2 separate regions of the Homo sapiens genome follow, and region 2 is linked to region 1. Evidence: chromatin loops called from intact Hi-C (ENCODE). Cell type or tissue: A673. All regions are shown on one strand.

The links. Hi-C counts contacts between places; a loop is a spot of excess contacts. Peaks named below come from ENCODE experiments on the same cell type or tissue, not always from the same donor. Only the 100,000 strongest peaks of a DNase experiment are listed, where the experiment ranks them.
Region 2: it touches region 1 in a loop (8-fold over the local background); 1 of 110 quality-filtered maps calls a loop at or near these places.

The regions. Positions count from the first base shown.
Region 1 is chr6:123,211,916-123,219,915 of GRCh38, reverse strand. It overlaps TRDN (triadin), which reads left to right. Exons shown (of 41, transcript NM_006073.4): 41 at 1,176-3,577. The coding sequence ends at 1,315. Among named protein-coding and RNA genes, the nearest start is that of CLVS2, 220 kb to the right of the region's middle. In A673, no CTCF peak of the experiment used is centred here; DNase peaks (open chromatin) are centred at 4,525, 5,155 and 5,795; H3K4me3 peaks cover 778 bases; H3K27ac peaks cover 7,375 bases.
Region 2 is chr6:122,865,929-122,873,928 of GRCh38, reverse strand. No RefSeq gene overlaps it. Among named protein-coding and RNA genes, the nearest start is that of SMPDL3A, 81 kb to the right of the region's middle. In A673, CTCF peaks have their summits at 2,659 and 4,334 (motif pointing left); DNase peaks (open chromatin) are centred at 2,648 and 4,298; H3K27ac peaks cover 3,919 bases.

The DNA.
Region 1 (8,000 bases):
AGCCTGTCATTGATGGGCCCTTCTACTTTTAGCAATGGATTTCCATTTCTCCTTGTGCAGGGCCGGCTTTACTACTGTCCCTCTTGTAGCCTGCCTAACCCCCAAGCTCCCATAACCTCCACAAACTTGAAGAGACGGAAGTTGTATTATTGCTTCGGTTTGAAGATAGAAGAAAAGAGAAATCATTCCAGATGAGATGCATTGGAAAAGATAACTAAATTCAAGATTCTTCAAACTATTGTCATCCCTGAAAACCCAGTGACCCATGGAAATGGAATCAGAATACTCCCTGGTTGCTTCTCCAGCTTCCTTTTTTCCTATCCTTTGCTTTATTCTACTTCATAAACCCCTAGTCTCATATGGATTTGGCCATCTTCTTTATCTCCCACACACCACTAGCTTTAACTATGATTTTTCTTTCCTGGCCTTCTGCAAAAATCTATGGCTGGTTGACAGAATGCAAATGGATAGGATAGAAAACACTGGAAGTTTGTAGGCACCCAAGATTGTGAGGAGATGCTAAACTCGCCATCTTTTACCAAAGCTGCTACCTGGGAGCACCGGCTTACTGAGTCCAGAGTCCTTACTTGCACCACACTCCCTTAACTTTCCTGTTTTGCTTTCTACTCAGAGCTGCTACCTGGCTGCTACCTTTGTTGCTCAAAGAGCAACCAAGCCACCTTAGGAAAGCTCTTGCCTCTAAAGTAAGGGCAAATAAAACTTCTAGATGTTGGCACCACCTCTCTGTGACATTATAAAACACACACACACAGTCTGTTGCTTTGCATATTGATAAGCTCATATTTTGAAACCTGTGACTATGTCTCTATGATTGCTATGCACATCAACAGATGTCTATATGATCAGAACTTTGACTTTCTCTGCCAGGCCATTTTTATTATCACTTATTAAAGGCTTATTACATACCAGGAAGAATTTTAAGAGCACATGTAACTCATGTAACTCATTTAACTGTCATAATATTTCTGTGCGGTTTTCGTTGTTTTGATGTTATACATAAAGACTCCAAGACACAGTGAAGTTTAGTAACTTGCCAACAGCTACGGAGGCTGCTGGCAGAATCTGTGACCTTATCTGCTGCACTGCACTGCCTCACTGTGCTTTTTTGCTCATGTTCTGCATGTTTTAACAAACTGTCATGCTCTGTTCCTTAGGTCCCATCAGTTTCTTCCAGTGTGTCTACTTGGATGGGTACAATGGCTATGGATTTCAGTTTCCTTTCACTCCTGCAGACCGCCCTGGAGAGAGCTCTGGTCAAGCAAATTCTCCAGGACAGAAGCAACAAGGACAGTAAACACACATGTATGACCCTTACAAGTGCTTTAAGATTTTAAAAATGTGATGTTTTGTCCACAGTAGTTCAGGCAATTAAGAATATGCAACCCAGAGAATTTCTGTGAAAACATTTTGCTCTTTGGCCTGGTGTGGACGGAAAGGGTGGCCAAATGGATTGAGTGATGAGCAGACATGTTTAAGGGTCTAAGTCTCAAGAATCTGTTATGTGTGTTTGCTGCGGTGGGAGGGGGTGCTTGTATTTATCTTATTTCCAGTCACTATAAGGTTGTACACAAACTAATTTAAAGTTTACTTAATAATGGTATCTTTAAAATAATTGACACAATTGCAAAATGAATTCCTGGCTTCAGTTAGCTATTATTTTTTTAATGACAACATAGACTGTGCTCTAAGTTTAAAAGATGGGGAAGCTTATATAAAAGTGACCCTTTTGCATCATATGGGTATCTAAACTTAATTTACCCAATAAGTTGATGCTTAATGATTTTATTTTATTTTTGTCTATTTCTATTTTAGTTGTGGCTTTGCTCTAAGAATGGGTAATAGTTGTACTACAGACTGCTATAAATTTCTTGTGATACTCTTTTAGAGCTCAAAATATCTCTGAGCTTTAGACATGGTAAGGTGGAGAGTAAATGCTTGATAAATCTTTAAGATATGTCTTGAATGATAATTAGGACATTCAGTCCAGTGGAAATACACCATTCAATTAGTCAGGTCTGGTGAATCGTTTGTTTAAAATATTAGCAAATGAGATGTGGAATTCTGAAATTTCTCCAGACTGTGTCTTAATAAAAATGTCACCTGGGTGAAATTTTAGATCAATCACTAAATTTGGGTGACAAATATAAAAATATTTTCATTTCACTTTAATACATTCTTTCTGTGAAGTAAAATGTTTTTCTTTCTCATAATGGCAAAATATGAATGCCATCAAAGTTTAAGGAATTCATTTTAGCCTTAAATGCCTTCGTGAGATGTCTTACTTGTATTTTAGGTAACTGGTCATCAGTGCCAATGACATGGATAACAATTTTTAATCTACTCGACAGTGCATCCCTGGGAATGACTGTTATGTTTTTGTCATATTCCTGGTAATATAAATACTCGTGTTCTTTACTACATTGTTTTTATCAACTCTAAAAGTCATGCCTCTGTGACCTTTATCATGTTTACAATTGCAACTGAACTTATGACAAATTAACTCAGGAAATAAATTGAGTTATCCTTTCTAGCATTGTAATTACCATCAGCAAGGCCTGAGATAGCCAGAGCCAATACTAGCCAAGTGATTTATTTTCAAGGATTGCCACTAACTACGGTTCTTTAGGACCAAGATATAAAACAGTCACTAAAAATCATTAGGCTAGGTATCAGTAATACATTCATTACTAATAATGCATTTTTGGAGACTTTTGTGAAAGAAGTTGGTCTCTGCCAAAAGCTGGTGGACCACATTCACACCACGAAAGCCAGTGTCACATGAACCAGATTAATGACTCTCTTTATGGGGTATGTGGGACATCCTGGAAGTGTATAATTTCAGGAATGACCAGACAATACCATCTTGCAAAGCCCCTTCAGGTGACAATCTAAACTTGTGGGTAGGAGAGTGCATAAAGTTTATTGCTCAACTGCTCCTCCAGCCTGCTGAATTTACTGAGTAAAGAAATAGCAAATATGATAGATGTTTTAGATTTCATAGAACAGAATGGTTTGTCCATTAATTCTTTCATTCAATGACTGTTTATTGAATACCTACTCTTTTAGGGCGCTGTGTTAGGTGCTGTATTGTACAAGAAAAATATAATAAATTAGATTCCCAGCGCTATTCTGACATAGTGAATGACCTTGAAAAATTTACTAAACATACTATGTTTGTTTCTCCATGAGTAAAATAGGGATATAGGGACAAACAGTCTAATATCTCATAGAAATACCATGGAGACAAATAAAATATTTTAATATAAATATGATATTAAAGTAAATTTCTGAAGTAATACTTTTGGGTATGGCACTAGTTTTTCCTCTGACTATTTTACTGTTTCTTTCACTCTCAATATAAAAACTATTTGATAAGATAAAACGATATATTTTATTGTAATTAGAATTTAGACAAATCAGCTATAATGTAAAAATGTTAATAATAATTACGTTTTATCTGATTAAAGTTACAATGATCATAGCACTTTAAAAATATTATCTGAACTGTCATTTGTTTATATATTACCGTCTAATAAAATAGTTATAGATCTTCCAAGTTTGATGCCTTACATTTTAAAAGGAAAAGATAAATGGTTGATTAAGAATCTTTGTCTTTAATGGTTCATTCATAATTCAAGTTATACTGGCCAGGAATATGTAAGCATTTCATAATTGTTTTAGTTATTTTGCACAATTGGTACACACTACTCCCATTACATCCCTGCGTTTACCCACCCTTCATCCCCTCTTAATAGATAAAGATCTGAAAATAAGAATCGATTTTTCCTTAGGTTTTTGATTTATATTTAGTTTTCCTAAAGCCTGATAAATCATTATTCAAATGGGGCAAGTGTTTTTTTGTTTCTTTTTTTTTTTTAATGAACCCTAGCAAAAGCACCTGTATGTTGACTCATTCTGGCATATCTTTTCAAAACCTTTTAACTTCTTGCAGAAATATTTTAGAAACTGGTATTGTGATACTGTGTATTTTAGAGATTTAACTTGTACCCTTGAGTAATTTTTCTGGAGAAAAAAGCAAAGGAGATAACAAATATTGCTGATAGAAAACTCAGTGACCATATAAGCCAAGTGGCACATACAGAAAATGAAACTAATCCTTAGAGAAACTTGAAAATTTGCCCAAAGTAACTGACTACTTCAAAACCAGGCCTAGAACCTTGATCAGCTAACTCCCAAATGTTCTTCAGTTTTCAGGGTGTTATTACAAATATTGACTTATTTTTCCAGTATCCTCAAATCCATCTTGCAAATTATACTTGGTGATAGACATGTAACCCTCTATGAAAAGACTTGTCTTTTTTCCTACTTGAAAGCTGAAAAGTGCCTTAAGAGTGTGTTGCATTCAATTGCTTTACAGTAAAGAAAATAAATGTCAGAGAGGTTAGGTGGCAGGCCTAGAGGCACATTGTTAGTAAGCAGCAGAACAAATGCGATTGAAAGCTCGAATCTTTTTCTAATCCTATTCATATCCTTCCTGCCCTTTGTAACTCCATATGATATCGTCACCATCATAAAAGCTTCCCTTTGTTACTTGCAAACTAATTAAGAAATAGAAACTCAGCACGACTTCCCAGTAGCTGGCCTCCTTGCAGCATTTTTTGCCCCACTCCTTTCAGGATTATATCAGCTCTATCCTGTACCTTTCCTTTCCCCCTCATTAATCATATATGTCCATGAAACATTTAGTTATTACTGTAGATGCTTTCCTTTGTGTGTAAAATAAAGACCTTTATTTTCCCAAACTATCCAACTATTGAAAAATCATTAGTCGTTAAAAAAAATGTGGCCCAAATAACAAGAAAGCAAAAACAACTTTTTTAAATTCAGCTTTTCCGAAGATTCAGGTTAATAAAATAAGAAAGACAAATAATTGTAAAACACACTTGAACTCTAAAGAAGAGCTCAGAATAATTGATGAAGTGAATTATTACATATTAGTATTTGAGTCATACAAGTTCCAGTAAGAAACACATGTTATCAAAGCAATGATAGCAAAAAGAAGGAAATTCTTAGTTTCTCATACAGCCACATCCAGCTCCAGGCCATTTGCCCTCTGCAATATCATCAATTCACTTATGTATGCTTCTTGTTGAACTATTAACATGAGTTAAGTACTCTAACTAAGTCATTAGAACTATTTTTTACCCACCACAGCTCAAATTCTCTTAAATAACAATGGTAGGTAGGTAGAACACTCCATGCCTCTGAATAGCTCTGTCAGGCCAGATGTCTTTTCAGAACAACCGTGCTGTGGTGGAGAGCCCACCGGATGAGGAGTCCACAAACCCAAGGTCAGACTTTAACTCTAGGAGTAACTCTGGTCATTTATCTTCTCTGTCCTTCAATACTTCATCTCCAAATGAAAATAAAAGTGCTACAGCAGCAAAAGGACTTTCATCTTTGGCAAGGAATATTATGGAAATGTACCTTGTAAAGTGATACTATTGCTAAGATCTTTCAAATTTCCTTCCAGTTTTGTTATTAAATGATCCAAATGCAACCTGCATTTTAGACCTAGTGTTGCCAAGTGGAATTAGCCAAAGCGGCGAATAAAAATCAGAGCTACACGAACCAAATACAAAAATGGGAACATTACACTGACAAAAACAATTTTGCACTTAAAAAATTTAGTTTTGTGTCATTTTCACAGAGTTGCTATAAATCAGTGACAGCAGAATATCCTTCAACCCACTGAATCAGAACACATGGACCATGTAAGAGGCCTGTGGAAAAGTGATACTCTGAATGAGAGCTGAGACGGAAAAGTGACTCATGTACCCCAAGACACCGCCAAGGGTTGAGCACTCACTAAAATGTCTGAAGGTATTCCAGCAATCTAAGTTAGTGAAGGTAGTGTTAAAATAAATACTAAAGGAAGCATCTCAAAACATTAAAACATTTAGTGTATGGTGTTTGCTTAGGAAAAAACATCTCTCCCTCTCTCTCTCTCTCACTCTGTGTGTGTGTGTGTGTGTGTCTCAGTGCACTCACACACACAACTCAGTGAGAAACCATTTAATATATTTGATGCAAACATGGGCACAGATGAACTTATCTAAATGGATGATCTGAATGGAAGGTGCATTCTTCGCAAAGGAAGCAATGCTTTATAGAAAAGGGAAACACAACTGCATTCTAGCAATTTTGAGGAACAATGTAGCTAGCAAACAAATTACTTTCATCTTTGGAACATACATGTATCAAAGAATATTTTTAAAATTAGGAATATATTAACTTTATTCAATATCAAAATGGTATTATAAGAGGACACGGAAAGTGTCCTTTCACCTCATCTCTGTTGCCTCACTTTCCCATTCACTCCTATACTTTCTACGGCTAAGCACATTTATAGGGTCTCATGAAAATACAAATGGAAACAAAAATATATTCTTATTGTTTATTTTTCTTACACAAATGTTACATATTACAAGCATTATTCAGTGCCTTCTTTTCTTAACCATGTATCCTAGATTATTTGTATACAGGTATATACAAAGTTTTCTCATTTCTACCAATAGACATAGATACAGATATAGACAGATCTCATACCCACAGTGTAGTGCACACATCTCAAGTGTAGAGCCAGATACATCTATGAAATCACAACTGAAATCAAAATGTGGGACATTAACGGCAACCCAGAAGCCTCATTCATGCTTCACATGGTCAATACCCTCAGGTGAACCACTGTTATGATTTCTATCATTGAAGAACTGTTTCAATTGTTTTGACTTTCATATGAATGAAATAGTAAATTACATCTTTTTTGTACCCAGTTTCTTTTCTCAATATTACACCTTTGAGACTCATTCATTTTGTTACATGTAGAAGTAATTTTTTTTCTTTTTCATTGTCTTATATTACCCATGTATGCATATACCAACAAATTTATTTATACATTCTACTATGTGTGGTAATTCACACTGTCTCAGGTTTTTGTCTATTAAAAATAACACTGCTTTAAACAGTCTGGTTAGTGCCTTTTACTGCGTTTATGTGTGTGCAGAGTAGGGGAGGACATTATACACATGAGTAGAATTACTGGCTTATCGAGTATGAGAATGTTCATCTTTAGTAGATAATATCAAACAATTTTCTAACTGCTTGATATGGTTTGGATGTTTTGTCCCCTCCAAATCTCATGTTGAAATGTGACCTCCAGTGTTGGAGGTGGGCTTAGTGGGAGGTGTTTGGGTCTTGGGGGTGGATCCCTTATGAATGGCTTGGTGCTGTCCTCACAATAATGAGTGAATTCTCACTCTTAGTTCACACTAGATCTGGTTGTTTAAAAGACCCCGGTGCCCCCTCCCTCCCTCTCTTGCTCACTCTGTCACCATGTGACACACCTGTTCCCCTTTGCCTTCCACCATGATTGGAAGCTTCCTGGGCCTCACCAGAAGCTAAGCAGATGCTGGTGCCATGCTTGTACAGCCTACAGAACTGTGAGCCAAATAAACCTATTTTCTTTATAAATTCCTCAGTCTCAGGTATTCCTTTATAGCAATGCAAATGGACTGATACATTGGTTGTACCAATGTATACTCTACTGACTGAGTATAAGTGTTCCAGCTGCTCCAGATCCTTGCCAACACTTGCTATTATAAGTTTTGTTGATTTTAACTTCTGATGGGTAGGAAGTGGAACATCATTGATCTTATAAATTGGATTTTCCTGATGACTAGTGATACTGAGACACTTGTGTTATGTTTATTGATTATTTGGATATCCTCTTTTATGTAGACTCTGATTAAGCTTTTTGGACTTCTGTTAATTAGATTTTTGTCTTTTTAAAAATACGGTCATGGGTCTTTAATGATGAGAATACATTCTAAGAAATGAGTCATTAGTTGATTGTGTCATTGTGTAAACATCACAGAATGTACTACTTACAGGAATCCAGATGGTATAGCCTACTATACACCTAGGCTATGTGATATGGCCTCTTTTTCCCAGGCTAC
Region 2 (8,000 bases), 350 kb after region 1:
GGAGGAGGAAGAAGAGAAAAAAACTACATACAGATAGGTGATAGATAGATTGATTAGGTATCTAGATACTGGAAATGAGAAATACTAGCCAGTGACATATCCCTGATAGTGAACTAAAGGACTTTTAAGTCCTGAGATGTAATAACAGTTGTCCAATTGTCAAACCTTCAGTAAATGTGACTATGACATAAAAAAAAAACCTCATGGGAAAAGGAGTGTTTTAGGGACAAGAGAAATGGTGGTTTTTCTTAGCTTGGGAAGTACAAGGCAGAGAGCACAAAACAGTTCTGTGTAGTGAGACTCAATTGATGTTAATAACTCCTAGGGGAAAAAAAATTGGATCAGTTACCATGAGAAAACAAGTACTTTGGAATTCCTGGGACTCTTAGGAGGGCACTGGCGTTTTTACTGAACATAGGTTGGGGGATCTAGAATTTATGTCACTCCTCCCAGTGCTTCGGTTTCCTAATCTGTAAAATGGATTCAATCAATGGGACCCACTTCGTAAGTTTATTTAAAGATGAAATGATTTCAAAGTTATAAATCACTAAAAATAATGTTCAGCATGTAGTGTTAAGTAAATGTTTATTAAATAAAAATAAATAAAATAAATATCAAAACATTAAAATAACATAGTGTTGGAAGAGAACTAGGCAAATAAATCAACAAAATAAATTCATATCTAAAAACAGACTCGGGGATATGTAATCATTCGGCATATGATGAAGCTCACATTTCACCTCAGTGAGAAAAGAATGGCATATTTAATGAGTGGTGTCAACTGCTCCCCTCCGATTTTTCTTCCCATTTCTTGGTGAACTAAAGCTGTGAAAAAAGACACTGAATTCAGATTGACCTCACTCCCTCTCAAGCGCTGATATAACTGAATAATGTCTAGATATAATTTATCAAAAAAATAGATTTATTTCTTAGAGTTCTAGAGGCTGGAAGTCCAAAGTCAGGGGTCCCCCATCTGCTAAGGCTTTCTTGTTATGTCATACCATGGCAGAAAGGAATGAGAGGATGAGAGAGAGAGCAAGAGGGAGCTGAACTCACTTATATAAAAAGCCCAGTCTTGCAATAACTAACCCACTCCTGAGATAATGACATTAATCCTTTCATGAGGGTGGAACCCTCATGGCATAATCAGTTCTTAATGGTCCTGCTTTATAATACTGCTATAATAGCAATTACATTTCAACATAAATTTTAGAGGGAACATTTAAATCATAGAATTCCATCCCTGGCACCTCACAACTTACGTCCTTTTCATATACAAAATACATTCATTTTATGCCAATAGCCCCAAAAGTCTTACTCATTTCAGCACCAACTCAAAAGTCCAAAGTCCAGCGTCTCATCTGAATCAAATGTGAGTGATACTCAAGGCATGATTCATCTTTAAACAAATTTCTCTCCAGCTGTAAGCCTGTGAAATTAACAAGTTACGTGCTTCCAAAATAGCCAAGACATAGGATAACCATTCTCATTCCAAAAGGGAGAAGTAGGCAAGAAAAAAGGGTAGCTGTAACAAGTAAGTCCAAAATCCAACAAGGAAAACATTAAGTCGTAAATCTGAAGAATAATCTTATTTGATTCCATGTCCCCTATTCTGGGCACCCTGGGCTGGGGTTGGGCCCCCAAGGCCCCAGGCAGCCCCACCATGAGGTTGTGCTAGGCTCAGTCTACCCAGCAGCTATCATGGATTAGAGTCTCATGCCTGTGGCTTTCCCCAGCTAGAGTTGGCATGCTGGTAGCTCTACAGTCCTGGGGTCTTGACAGCTGCCATAGCTCCCAGTAAGTGTTGCCCAAGTGGGGACTCTGCAGTGACCCCAATCCCACAGTTCTGCTGGGCATTGCCTTGGTGGTGGCTGTCTGTGGTGGCTCCACCCCTGAGACATTTCTGCCTGTGCCCAGGCTGTCTATGACATCCTTTGAAATCTAAGTGGAAAAAGTTACAGCTCTTGTATTCCACCTGTCTGCAGAATTAGTACCACATAGACATTGCCAAGGTTTATGTCTTGTAACTTCCAGAGTGGTTGATTGAGCTGTACTGGGCCCACTTGAGCCAAAAAATAATGGGGCAGCTAAGGTGTGCTGCACCAGAATTTAGGGACCAAAGTTTGGGATAACCCTGGGCAGCAAATCCTGAGCTCCCTTGGGTGCCTCTCTGGAAACTTTGCCCTCAAGGTCACAGCTTGCCTAGAGGATCTCTGAAATGCCTTCTGGGTCATTCTCCCATTGTCTTGAAAACTAGCCCCTGGCTCTCCTCTATCAGTACCAATTTAGCAAATAGTTGCTTGGCTAGACCCTTGGTTTGCTCTTCTAAAGCAAAGGTAAAAATCCTTTTCACTGTTTACATGGCTGTGATAGTTAATACTGAGCGTCAACTTGGTTGGATTGAAGGATTTGGCCTTCCTGGGTGTGTCTGTGACGGTGTTGCCAAAAAAGATTTACATTTGAGTCAGTGGAATGGGAAAGGCAGGCCCACCCTCAATCCAGGTGGATACAATCTATTCAGCTGCCAACCCAGCCAGAATAAAAGCAGGCAGAAGAATGTTAAAAGACTAAACTGGCTTAGCCTCGCAGCCTACATCTTTCTCCCATGCTGGATGCTTCTGCCCTCTAATGTCAGACTCCAAATTTTTCAGCTTTGGGACTGGACTGACTTCCTTGCTCCTTAGCTTGCAGACAGCCTATTGTGGGACCTCCCATTGTGATCATGTGAGTCAATACTCCTTGATAAACTCCCCTTTACATATACCTCTGTCCTATTAGTTCTGTCCCTCCACAGTACCCTGACTAATACAATGGCTAAGCTCCAAATTTTTCAAATTTTTCTGCTCTGCTTCCCTTTTATTATAAATTCTGTCTCTAATATCTCTCCTCTCACATCGTACTGTATGCAGTTAAAAGTAGCCATGCAGCTCCTTCAATGTTTTGCTTAGAAATTTCTTCTGCCACACATTCTAATTCAGTACTCTTAAATTTGTCTTCCATAGAGTCCTAGGACATGGACACAATTCTGCTAAGTTCCTTACAACTGTGTCACAAAAATAACTTTTATGTCATTTTACAATATTTTGTTCCTCATTTCCATTGAGACCTCATCAGAATGGCCTTTACCATTCATGTTTCTACCAACATTCTAATCATGACCAATTAAGTAATATCTAAGAAGTTCCAGGCTTCTTTACATCTATTCTCAACTCTCACCAGAATCACTCTTACTGCTCTTTTTATAGCAATCTAGGCTTTTTCTAGCCTGCTCCTCAAAATTCTTCTAGCATCTATCCATTACTTACTTTCAAAGTCACTTCAACATTTTTAATAGCAATGGCCCCACTTCATGGTACCAATTTTGTGTCTTAGTCCATTTTCTGGTGGTATAGAATGGTACATGAAACTGGGCAATTTACAAAGAACAGATATTTATTTCTTACAGTTCTGGTGGCTGAGAAGCCTAAGTTGAGGTGCCTGCATCTGATGAGGGCCTTCCTGCTGTGTCATCCCATGGCAGAAGGCAGAAGAGCAAGAGAACATGAGAGAGACAGCAAGAGGGGTGCAACCTCACTTTTATAACAAGTCTACTCTCAATAATAATGTGCTCCTGTGATTATGACATTAATAAATTTATGAGGAGCACAGAAACCTTTGACCTAATCAGCTATTAACAGTTGCCTCACAAGTCTACTGTCACAATAACTAACCCATTCCCACAATAATAATGTGCTCCTGTGATTATTACATTAATCAATTTATGAGGAGGACAGAGACTTGTGATCTAACAAGTCTGTTAGATCAGACAGAGACAGAGACCTGTTAACAGTTGCCTCTCTTAATTCTATCACAATGACAATTAAATTTAACAAGCTTTGGAGGGAACATTCAAACCATAGCATCTACTATCCCTATCTTCTTTCATACACATGATAAAGGCATAACTATTTCCAAGAACTATGAAAAACATCTTACCTAGTATGCACCAGGCTCATATTGTAAAGAATAAAATTATTAAATAAAATTTCTATAGCTTGTTTTAGTGGCAAAGCATGTGAATATTTGCAGGACAACTTTTTAATCTAGATACAAAGATTAAATGCTTAAGTGGTATTTTTAAATAGTATTCCAGAAATACTTTGTGATGTTTGACTGCTACCTTTTATCTTTTTCTGTTACAATACCCTCCCACCCTCACCTAGGTAATTCTGCATTGAAGGTCATGATAAACTTGATATTATGCTCAGCTCCTATGAGGTTGCACAATTTCCCAGTGTGTTCTCTTCCCCTGGCCTCTTAGTGCACCCTGCTGGACTTCCTCAGGAACACCACCTGCTCTTAGACTGCTACATGAGAACAAGCTTCATTTATATGCTCTAAATGACACACACACACATAAACAGATGCATCATAGTCTCTAATGCTAAGATCCCACAGATATTTTTCTTCTCTTTCTTGGTCCACAGACTGACCCAGCTAATATTTAGATGTTAGCAATTTCTGCAAATGATTGTGCTTTCTTAGTGCTATGAACTGCATGTTTGTGTTCCCCCAAAATCTGTATGTTGAAATGTGATCCCCCATATGATGGTATTTGGAGGTAAGGCCTCTGGGAGGTGATTAGGTCATGAGAGTAAAGCCCTTATGAGTGTGTTTAGTGTCCTTAAAAGAAAAGAGCTCTCAGTCATATAAGGATGTAGAGAGAAGGCAGCTGTCTACAAGCTAAGGAGTGGGCTGTCACCAGACACTAGATCTGCTAGCTCCTTAATCTTGGACTTCCCAGCCTGTGGAACTGTTAAGAAATAAAAGTTTGCTGTTTAAGCCACCTAGTCCATGGCATTTTTGTTATAGCAGCCCCAACTGACTAAGATCCCAGTTAACTTCAAGTTTCTGAAAGCTAAAGTCATTTCTATTTGTTATGTAGAGCACAAACAGATGCTTCTAGATTCAGTCTGTCAGATAGCCTAGTGGCACTGTGATAGCAACAAGAATTCTAACCCTGCCAGTAAACTTCCCGGTCACCAGTGATGGTGAAGATACTACTCTTCCTCTTCTCTAATACAAAGAGCATAAGGCTCCCCTGCTTGCCTTGCTACCTGAAATCCCAAAGTAATCTCTTTTAAACGGGTAGTCCTCTTCATACCCTCATTTGTCTTAGTCCATTTTGTGCTGCTATAAAAAAATTCCTAAGATCAGTTAATTTATCATGATCAGAAATGTATTGGTTCACACTTCTGGAGGCTGGAAAATTTGAGATCAAAGTGCCAACATCTGGTGAGGGCCTTCTTGCTGTATTATCAAAATGGTGGAAGGTGGAAGGGCAAGAGTACAAAAGAGGGAATCCACTCCCACATGCCCTTTTTATAACAGCATTAATCTATTCATGAGCGCAGAACCCTTGTGACCTAAACAACTTCCATTAAGCCCCACCTCCCAATACTGTTGCATTGGGAATTAAGTTTCCAACATATGAATTCTAGGGCACACATTCAAACCATAACATCATCCATTCTTCAGTTGCTGTAAAATCTGCTCTTCTGGTAGCTCACTAAAGGGTACCATTGTCTTGCCCTCCTCTAACCATTTCCCTTACTCAGCTAATAATGACCTCAATTTAGTTTAATAGCTGCCTAGAGAATCTGGTATAATTTAGTTTCCCTGCATGCTTTGCTTATGTTAATGCTGCAAGTTGGCTAATTTCCTAATGATCCTTACAATCACATAATATTAAAATTTGTTATAGATACAATAAAGAGTTGTAAGACCAGAGTTTACTAAACATAGATAGTGTTCCTTGCCCTGTGCTAAATTCTGTTGATACAATTAAACATATATCTGTACTTCATCCCAGATACTGCAGAGAACTCAAGCAAGTATGTAGCAATAAGTTCTCAAGAATGTATAACTCTAAAGGGGAAAAAAAACCCTAATATTTAGTGAGCACCTAACATGCATTATTCTCACAATAAATCTACAAAATAATTATTATTTCACTCATTACAAATGAAAAGAAAACTGAACGCCAGAAAGATTTAAGAATTTGCCCAATATTCCAGGGTGAGAAAAGACAGAATTGTGATTAAAAGTATTTAACACTATGATAATCCCATATTGTACTGAGGAATGAGTGAAGTATTCAGTTCACCATAATATAGAGAAAAAAAGACAAGTGATATGTAGGGACAAAATGATTTGTATATTTAATGGATGAAGAAATCACATCTGGTAAAGGGAACTAGAAAGGCCTCAGAGAAGGAATTGTATTTAAGAAAGGGCTGGAAGAAAGGTCAAGACTTCAAAGGCCAATCTGGGGGAAAATGAAACAGTCCTGCAAAAATACTCCTAGAACTTAAAAGTGAGTTTAACATAATCACAAGAAACTAAGTGAAGACACAAATATCCATGGTATTTCTATATTTTAGCAACATATATTTGTAAGCTGATTTTAAAAGCGCTACCATGTATAATAGGTTCCTCAAAAGTGAAATGAGTATACATCTAACAGAACATTTTCTAGATCTGTATGCTGAAAACTACAGAATGCTAATGAAAGACATTAAAGAAAATCTAACTAAATGGAGAGACATACAATGATAAAGGTCTGAAGACTCAACATAGTAGAGATGTCAATTATCCCCAAATTGATCTATAGATTTAATACAATGTCAATAAAAATTCCAGCATGATTTTTTGTAGCTATAGAAGAGTTAATTCTAAAATTTATATGGAAAGACAAAGTAACTAGAATAGCTAAAATAATTTTGAAAAAAGGAATAAATTTGGAGAAATCACTCTCCTATATTTTAAGACTTTAGAGTAATCAAGAGAGCATGATATTAGCAGATGTGTAGACAAAGATCAGCGGAACAGAATAGAGAACCCAGAAATTGACCTAAATAGATTTGGCCCATAGATTTTTGACAAAAGTGCAAAAGCAATTCAATGGAGGGAGCATATCTTTTCAACAAATAGTGCAAATAGTGATGGAACGATTGACATCAATATGCAGAAGGAAAAAACAAATAAAATGTTGACCTAAAATCTGAAGGGAACATTTTAGAGAAAATTGTATGGCCATGTTATTTAATTTTTTAAATCTCGAGTCATCACCCTCTAAATTACGTATTATGATATGAGAATATCCAGAACTACAATTTGCTAAGATATTTGAATGGTTTGTCTATGTTGTAACTTTAAGCAATATTAATTGGTCACCATTAAACCCAAAATTTGAAAGAAAACAACAGATAATTAAAAAACAAAAATTTTCATTAGTGAAGGGAAATACCTTCTAATTTAACACATTGTGTTCTTAACTTGAAAAACTCATTTCCCCACAGAAGTTTTAAAAGTATCAGTGCAAACTTGGTGTTCTAATTGTAATTCCATATTATATTTACTTTATATTGTTCTTCAAAACTGAAATGTGTTTACAATTTGGGTCTACAAATATTTTTATTATTTTGCTCTAAAAATTGGACAAAGAAAATGGGAAGATTAATTTAATGTGTAAGTTGGTAAAGTATTGGGAATCTTTCAAGAATTTATTATCTCCCAGGCATGGTGGCTCACATCTGTAATCCCAGCATTTTGAGAGGCTAAGCCAGGTGGATCACTTGAAGCCGGGAGTTTGAGACCAGCCTGGCCAACATAGCAAAACCCCAACTCTACAAAAAAAGCAAACAAACAAAAAAAAAATTATCAACTAACAAAAATGTGACCATTTTGCTGTAAAAATAGAGGATAAATTATAAAATATCTTTAAGATGAGCTGTGGTGAAATACTGCTCATATATAACTATATGAGCAGTTATAATAAAAACATTATAACAGCTTTATTGAGATATAATTGCCATATAATAAGTGCCACATACCTGTATACAATTTGATAGGTATTGACATATTTATATACCTAAGAACTGATCACCACCATTAAGATAGTGAACCCGGCCATCAACCCCAAAAATTTCCTTGTTCCCCTTGTTGATTCTCACTTCTGC